3 separate regions of the Mus musculus genome follow, and all the other regions are linked to region 3. The links are chromatin loops, found by intact Hi-C in ENCODE. Cell type or tissue: gastrocnemius. All regions are shown on one strand.

Region 1 (2,500 bases), 130 kb after region 3:
TCTCTTTATTCTGTTGACCGTTTCCTTTGCTGCACAGCAGTTGAGTTTGTTTCTCAGATGGATGTGGTCCTGATTTTTTCTTGAAATTCTTTTTGAGATTTTTATATATGACTGCTGTATTTAATTAATTTTTTTATGCCTTCATCTCCGTCTTTCAGTTCCTTCTGAGTCCCCAAATTCCCTTTCATTTTCATGACCTCTTTTCTCTTAATTAGTATTGTTACATACATATATACATATATGTATATATTCATATGTATATAGAAACGCAGTGTGCTGAGCTCATTTGTTGGCCCCTTCACTCGTGGTGTGTGTGTGTGTGTGTGAGTGAATGTGTGTGAGGGCTGGTTATTTGGGATTGGATTATCAGGGGCTTGTCTCTGAGTCTCTTAAGAAGGCCTCTCTCCCTTGCTCATGTCTTTGCAGCCTTTTTTTTTCTTTGCCTGTGCTTTTGGTGTTTCACACAAGAAAAATAAATAGCCAGTATCAGTGTCAAGAAGCAATTTTCCTTATGCCGTTCTCTAGTTGTTTTATAGTTTTGGCTATTTAAGACAGTTTATTTGCTTGGGTTGATCCAAAATATTTTTTTAAATAATAATAGACTGTTAAATGAGTTATGATATGTTTGCTGCCTCCTTTAAAGACCTGGAATATAATGTAAATCACCCTGGCCACTGACACCTTGGCACTCTACTTTGGGCCTTTGTCACTAGGACAGGATGATAACCATCTCTTTCAAGGTAAAATGTTGGGTATATGTTGGAGTGGTTTTTTGTTGTTGTTGTTTGTTTGTTTGTTTTGTTGTTGTTTGTCATTTTGTTTTGTTTTTGTTTTACAGACAGGGTTTCAGTGTGCACCCCTGGCAAATACGGTATTGGTTATATCGACCAGGATGTCCCGAGACTCACAGGGATCTCCCTGGCTCTGGTTTCTAAGTGCTTGCATTCAAGGCATGCACAATCACACCTGGCTACTTATAGGGGTTTTATTCATTGTTGGGAGATAATTTAAGTAGGGCCATCATAAAGTGGCTTGAAGTTTGGTGGGGCAGTAGGGTTCTGGGTAGCCAGTGGTCACCACTTCCTTTGCCTGTTCACAGCAGATCACAGGTGAGGATGGCGCTTGTGGTGGGGACTGAAGCAGTCCTGGGCGGAGTGGAAAACCACATGAGGAGTCTTCAGTTCCTTCTGGGGTCATCTTTGATCTAGAGGCATGTGAGGCCTAGTGCTTGTGAGCAGTGGATGGTGAGGTTGTGAGGTTGTGAGGACGTTGTAATCTGATTAAAGAGACTTAATAGAAACATTTTAGATTTTCCTTCGAACCTGAGAAATCTTTCCCCTGAAAATCTTTAGGAAGGAGTTTATTTCTGTTCATGCTGAGTACTCTTTAATAGTTAGACAACACTGCCCCCTGGTGGACAGAGTCTGCGATGCTTTCAGTGGCACTTCCCCAGCTGTGAGGCACCATTTCAGTTTCTTGCTGGCAGCTTTCTCCCACTTAGATCTGAGATGAGGGTGGGGTGTGGAGGGAGACAGAGTGAGCATCTTTGTGTTCTGTTTAAGTTAACTTGGAGGTTTAGGAAATTTCCATTCATTCCTTAGTCTCATTAGGACATCATGGAATAAAGGTTTAAAATTTTCTTTTTCTTTTTTTTTTCTCTTTCTTTTTTTTTTTTTTAATTAGGTATTTTCCTCGTTTACATTTTCAATGCTATCCCAAAGGTCCCCCATACCCACCCCCACAATCCCCTACCCACCCACTCCCCCTTTTTGGCCCTGGCGTTCCCCTGTACTGGGGCATATAAAGTTTGCAAGTCCAATGGGCCTCTCTTTGCAGTGATGGCCGACTAGGCCATCTTTTGATACATATGCAGCTAAAGACAAGAGCTCCCGGGTACTGGTTAGTTCATATTGTTGTTCCACCTATAGGGTTGCAGTTCCCTTTAGCTCCTTGGGTAATTTCTCTAGCTCCTCCATTGGGGGCCGTGTGACCCATCCAATAGCTGACTGTGATCATCCACTTCTGTGTTTGCTAGGCCCCGGCATAGTCTCACAAGAGACAGCTATATCTGGGTCCTTTCAGCGAAATCTTGCTAGTGTATGCAATGGTGTCAGCATTTGGAAGCTGATTATGGGATGGATCCCTGCATATGGCAATCACTAGATGGTCCATCCTTTCATCACAGCTCCAAATTTTGTCTCTGTAACTCCTTCTATGGGTGTTTTGTTCCCATTTCTAAGAAAGGATAAAGTGTCCACACTTTGGTCTTCGTTCTTCTTGAATTTCATGCATTTGGCAAGTTGTATCTTATATCTTGGGTATCCTAAGTTTCTGGGCTATTATCCACTTATCAGTGAGTACATATTGTGCGAGTTCCTTTGTGATTGGGTTACTTCACTCAGGATGATACCCTCCAGGTCCATCCATTTGCCTAGGAATTTCATAAATTCATTTTTTTAAATAGCTGAGTAGTATTCCATTGTGTAAATGTACCACATTT
Region 2 (2,500 bases), 120 kb before region 3:
GAGAGGCAGAGGCAGGTGGGTCTCTGAGTTCTTTGTTAGCCTGGTCTGTAGAGCAAGTTCGAGAACAGCCAAGGCTACACAGAAAACCGCTGTCTTCAAGAAGAAGGAAGGAGAGGAAGAAGAGAAGGAGGAGGAAGGGAAGAAGGAGGAGGGGGAAGGGGAGGGGAAGAGGAAGAAGCAGCTACGATAGTGGGAGGGGGAGAATATAGAATGAAAGTCCATTTAAATATGAATTTCTAAGTAGATGTGATTACTTTCCAGTATAAATGCCTCACACTTATCTGAAACATATTTTAAAAAATATTACTTACTTAAAATTCAAAGTTAACTAGCATTTGGGTTTCAACTGACATTGCTGCCTTTTAACCACAGTGGCACAAAGCTCTTTGCCTCTGCTCAGGGGGTAAGTGTGCAGTGATGGTTTAGTGTGGTTTTTCATGTGCTAGAGGCACAGGATTTTATTGATCCCATTAGTGGTAGCAATAAACATTTGTATTTGGACGTAAGCAATGGATTTGAACTGGGCATAGTGGCCAACCCTGCCATCCTAGCAACAAAGAGGCTGAAACAGGAGGATGGAATGATTGCATCTATCTGCATTACATAATGAGTTCTAGCCCAGCATGGACTTCATAGTGAGAGTGTCTATAAAGTAAACTAATTAATTAAATATGTTGAAAAGGAGATACCATAGAGAATATAAATATAAAAAGACAGTCCTTCAATTCCATAATTATCCTATTAATAACTTTTCAGTTTTTGTGTTTGTTTACTTGTTTTTGTTTCTTGTTTTGTTTGATTGTTTTTATTTTTTCTGTTTTGCTTTGTTCTTTTTGTTTTGTTTTAAAAGTGATAGAGAGGGGATAGGGACTTGAAAGATGGCTCAGTGGTTCAGGGTGCACATCCCCACACCTACACACAGGATCATCAATGTAAAATCCTCACTGTTGCGGGTGGTACTGCTGAGGAATGTGTCTGATGGCCTGGGGCCTCAGACTAGCATTTGTCTACACTCACAGAATCTGAAATTTGAACACTAAACCACTGAGGATCTCTACTTATGATTTTTGTGAGGCTTCTGTCTTGCTACAAGATTGGCTTTCCCAGGTGGAAAGCAGCTACATTCTTCGCAATCGATCCTGCCCTCGAAACCATGTCTTCACCTCACTCTATTTTCTTCTTTCCATCTCTTTATTCCTTATTCCTCTTTAGCATAATCTGCCATAGAAGAATGTTCTCTACTTATCTACAATATGTTAGCACAAATCAAGAGGACGATGACTTTCCGTTTTTTGGAGGAGGGGGTCAGTTTACTGTATTTAGCGTTCACCACATTCAATTTGCTTAAGATACATTAAATAAAGAGTTCTTCCAGCAGGCGGCGCTGTAGGCTTCTGCAGCCACTGGCTGTAAAAACAAGTCCTCGCTGTCCTGGAGGATCAGAAAGGAACTTTCTGTCTCCTCTCAGGGACAAAGCTAACTTTATTCAAAGAACCCTGTAAGCCTTTCTACAAACTCAACTGATAATCAGGCCATTCAGGATATTGATTGAGAATCCTGGAGAAATAACGATTGGATTAGCTAAGACTGTTTGCAAGATTGGCACTCTCAGTGAAGACTGATCTCTCTTTCAGATATGCGGTGTTAATACAGGTGCTAATCTGGGGGTGGGGAGTATGCCGCTCAATTTAAATACAAATAGAATTTAGGGTAGCACAGTGGCCCATGGTCAGTAGCACAAAGCATTGTTCAGAATCGCCTTGAGAGCTTGTATTAGAAAAATCTCTTGATTCCTATAGTGGTTTGAGCAGGTTTGGCCCCCATAGACTCCTGTGTTTGAATGCTTGGCCCATAGAGAGCGAGCACTATTAGGAGATGTGGCCTTGTTGGAGTAAGTGCGGGCTTTATGAAGGAAGTGTGTCACTGTGGGTGCGAGTTTTGAGGTCTTTGGCCAGTGCAACGCTTATTCTCTGTGGCTTCAGATGTAGAGCTCTCAACTCCATCTCCAGCACCATGCCTGGACACTCTGCCATGTTTCCCGCCATGATGATAATGGACTCCGAAACTGTAAACTAGGCTCAATTTAATCTTTTCCTTTATAAGACTTGCCATGGTCATAGTGTCTTGTAGTCACAGACTTTTTCATCCGTACTCCAGTTCCCAAATAACAACTCAGTGGCTTATTGTTGTTAATAAATGCCTAGGCCCTAAACTAGGCTTGTTGCCAGACTAGCTCGTACCTTATATTAACCTGTTATTCTATTCTATGCTGCCACATGGATAGTTACCTCGCCTCAGTTTTATATGTCTGATTTCCTCCAAGTTTGAGTGGGGAATCTTTTCCCATGCCTATCTCCCAGAGTTCCCTCCTCTCTCTGCTGTTTGTCCCACTTTCTAATCCTGCCTCAGCTTATTAGCCATCAGATTTTTGTTGACAGGTAATGCTTCCACACTGTACACAGAGATTATTCCTACAGTGTCTCTTCACAGCAATAAAATC
Region 3 (2,500 bases):
ATCCCTCATCACCCACAATATGAAATATTCTGCGAAGTGCTTAGTATTTTCATGTTTGAGAATTTACCTTTATGAACGTACAAAAACTGATTTAAGCAATTTCTTGTTCAGTCAACTACAAAAGGTAAGACCCTGATGACTCACAGTGGGATCTTATAATTGATGTAGTAAAGAAGAATACAACAATTACATCTCAGGTGATTACATATAGTAAAGTCCTCTCATTCCTATGTGCATGTTGAAGAGTTGAGGTCCTTGTGTCAACTTTCCCAGGGAAAACAAATTGCATATCAAGAATAAGAAGTTTGCAGTAGTACAAACAGCCAAATAGATTCTCTTGAGGTTTCAGCCCCCAGGCTCTAGAGTGAATGTTGGCATGCATCCTCTGACTATAAGGAATGAGTGCAGCTAATCAAGTCACCTGGATCGTCAGTTGTAGGATGACTGGGAACTAGTAAAAAGAAGTTAGTTCTAGTCCTCTCACTCTGTGACCTAGACAGCTTCCATGTGCTATTCTCCCTGCTATGAGAGCATTCCCAAATCCTAGATAAGAGACGATGCTTTGAGGATTGATTAGCAGTTTGGTAGGGCCCACAGCTAGGATTTGGTAGCTTAGGACTGTCAAGTCATCTACCCAGAGTCCAGGTTTCCCTTAGCCTTGTTTCCTGACCTCTACAGCTGGAGATATTCTAGTGGAAGGTAACCTGATATGTCCTACAGCCTTTGATTGACAACATACTAATTTCTGTGGTGGGAGAGTGGGTGAAGAGCTGAGAACTATCGAATCTAACTGAGCATTGCATCACTCAGCACCACCAGCTGTCTGGGTCAGGAGAAGGTGGGACTGTGGCTCATGGTGATGCCGGCAGAGTTCCTTCACATGCCCGTGGCTATTCTGGAAGAGTAAATTAGGAAAAGTCCAGAGTCTATGCCAGAGCCTGCCCTCACCTTGCCTTCTACTCCATGTTATACTGCCCCTTAGTGGAGGACAAGGAACTGTGCACATTACACCCAAGCTTGGGGCTAAAGACACCAAAGGATAACAGACATTATTCCCAAGAGGGTATGGGAAAACCAACAACTCAATAATCATTTCTAGAGTTTGCAGGTATATAAAAATTAGTATTCGTATCTTACACGTCGTATTCTAAAATAGCAGTGACTATGTGTAAGTACAAAATTCTGTCCCCCAAATACCATTTACAAACCCCACAAAAGGTCATCTAAGTTCAAGTTTCTCAAAAACCAGAACTCTCTGGGGCTTGTTGTTTTGTTTTTGTTTTTGTCTTTGTCTTTGTGTTTTCTCCCTTGCTCTCGCACAATAGGAACTCAATTCCAATCAGCTTTCTGAGTTTTCTTTGCCAGCTTCTAGGAGGGTTCATGGTTTAGGAAACAGCATGTGGATAAGCAAGACAGACATGGGAATAATAGAGGTTTAACCAGCACATTCCAATGACAGAAACAGAAGGCAGGAGATTTTCTAATAGTCAGAGCCTGTCATAGGAGACTACAGGAAATAGTTTTAACTCTGTACTTTTATATCATTAGTCCTTGAAATGAAACCAATGTTTCAACTACAAGTGTATAAAGCACACTAGATTTTTGGTAGAAAGTTTTTAATCAGATAAAAGGTAATATGTGCTGGAATCCAAGAGATTAAGAAAAGGAGTAAAACCTAAATTTTAAAAGCTCTGGTTCTGTCAATAAAGCTAGCTCATGTCCTGGGCTCTCTGTGGGCTTTGCAACTCTGTGGTAACTATGAATCCATGAATCTGGAAAGAGAAGAGAAAGTGCTTCATGAGATAAAAAACCAACACAATTTCACTTCATCTAGTACACCTTATTTGTCTCTAAAGATTCATTATCCTCTCAGATAACTACATTGTATAAAAGTTCCCTACAGAAAGGGCATACCTTTCTATGGGAACACTGTGGCTCCAGTGTGGAGCTAAAAGTTGTGTGGAGCCTCAGTTCCCATCACAGAATGGCAGGGCCTGTGTTGCCAGCTGTCAGATCCTACACTGATGTTTCTTTTTCTGACCAGATTTTAGCTAGAATGAAATCACTTTGAAGACCGACCCCTGAGCCTTGGACTATTTAATGCCCCAGGAAATTGTCATTTCCCTTCTCTGAGAAGTATTCCTTCCTTCCTCAAGCTTGGTTCATTTTTCTGGCCTGTCATAAGTTTAGAGACTGTTCTACCCATGAAATGGTACCGTAGATTATGCTGTCTCTATTTTAATCTACCTTGGTGATTAATGCTGAATTTTAAGAAGGAATTTGAACAGAGAGAAAGCACGCACAAGTGCTCATATAGAAATGTTAGCAGTGACAGAGCTAACTGTGCAGTGGAGCATCCCTTTTAGAAGATTCCGGTGTGCAGAAGACAGTGTTGATTCGATTGCAAGGTTTATTTTTAGTCCATTTCATGCTACATTGATTTTGACAAAGATGTCATGATTTATTACTTGAATAAATAACGGTTGAGATAGCAGAATGG

The links. Hi-C counts contacts between places; a loop is a spot of excess contacts. Peaks named below come from ENCODE experiments on the same cell type or tissue, not always from the same donor. Only the 100,000 strongest peaks of a DNase experiment are listed, where the experiment ranks them.
Region 1: a loop joins it to region 3, with 4 times the contacts of the local background. A loop is called at or near these places in 11 of 42 quality-filtered maps.
Region 2: it touches region 3 in a loop (13-fold over the local background); 26 of 42 quality-filtered maps call a loop at or near these places.

What each region holds. Positions count from the first base shown.
Region 1 is chr8:67,985,618-67,988,117 of GRCm38, reverse strand. The region is part of intron 4 of Gm15991 (a long non-coding RNA gene); the gene reads right to left. It also overlaps a transcript of Psd3 not described here. Among named protein-coding and RNA genes, the nearest start is that of Psd3, 12 kb to the right of the region's middle. In gastrocnemius, a CTCF peak has its summit at 1,425 (motif pointing left); a DNase peak (open chromatin) is centred at 1,418.
Region 2 is chr8:68,232,088-68,234,587 of GRCm38, reverse strand. No RefSeq gene overlaps it. Among named protein-coding and RNA genes, the nearest start is that of Sh2d4a, 43 kb to the left of the region's middle. In gastrocnemius, a CTCF peak has its summit at 1,379 (motif pointing right); a DNase peak (open chromatin) is centred at 1,380.
Region 3 is chr8:68,116,139-68,118,638 of GRCm38, reverse strand. It overlaps a transcript of Psd3 not described here. Among named protein-coding and RNA genes, the nearest start is that of Psd3, 140 kb to the right of the region's middle. In gastrocnemius, a CTCF peak has its summit at 984; no DNase peak of the experiment used is centred here; H3K4me3 peaks cover 459 bases; H3K27ac peaks cover 894 bases.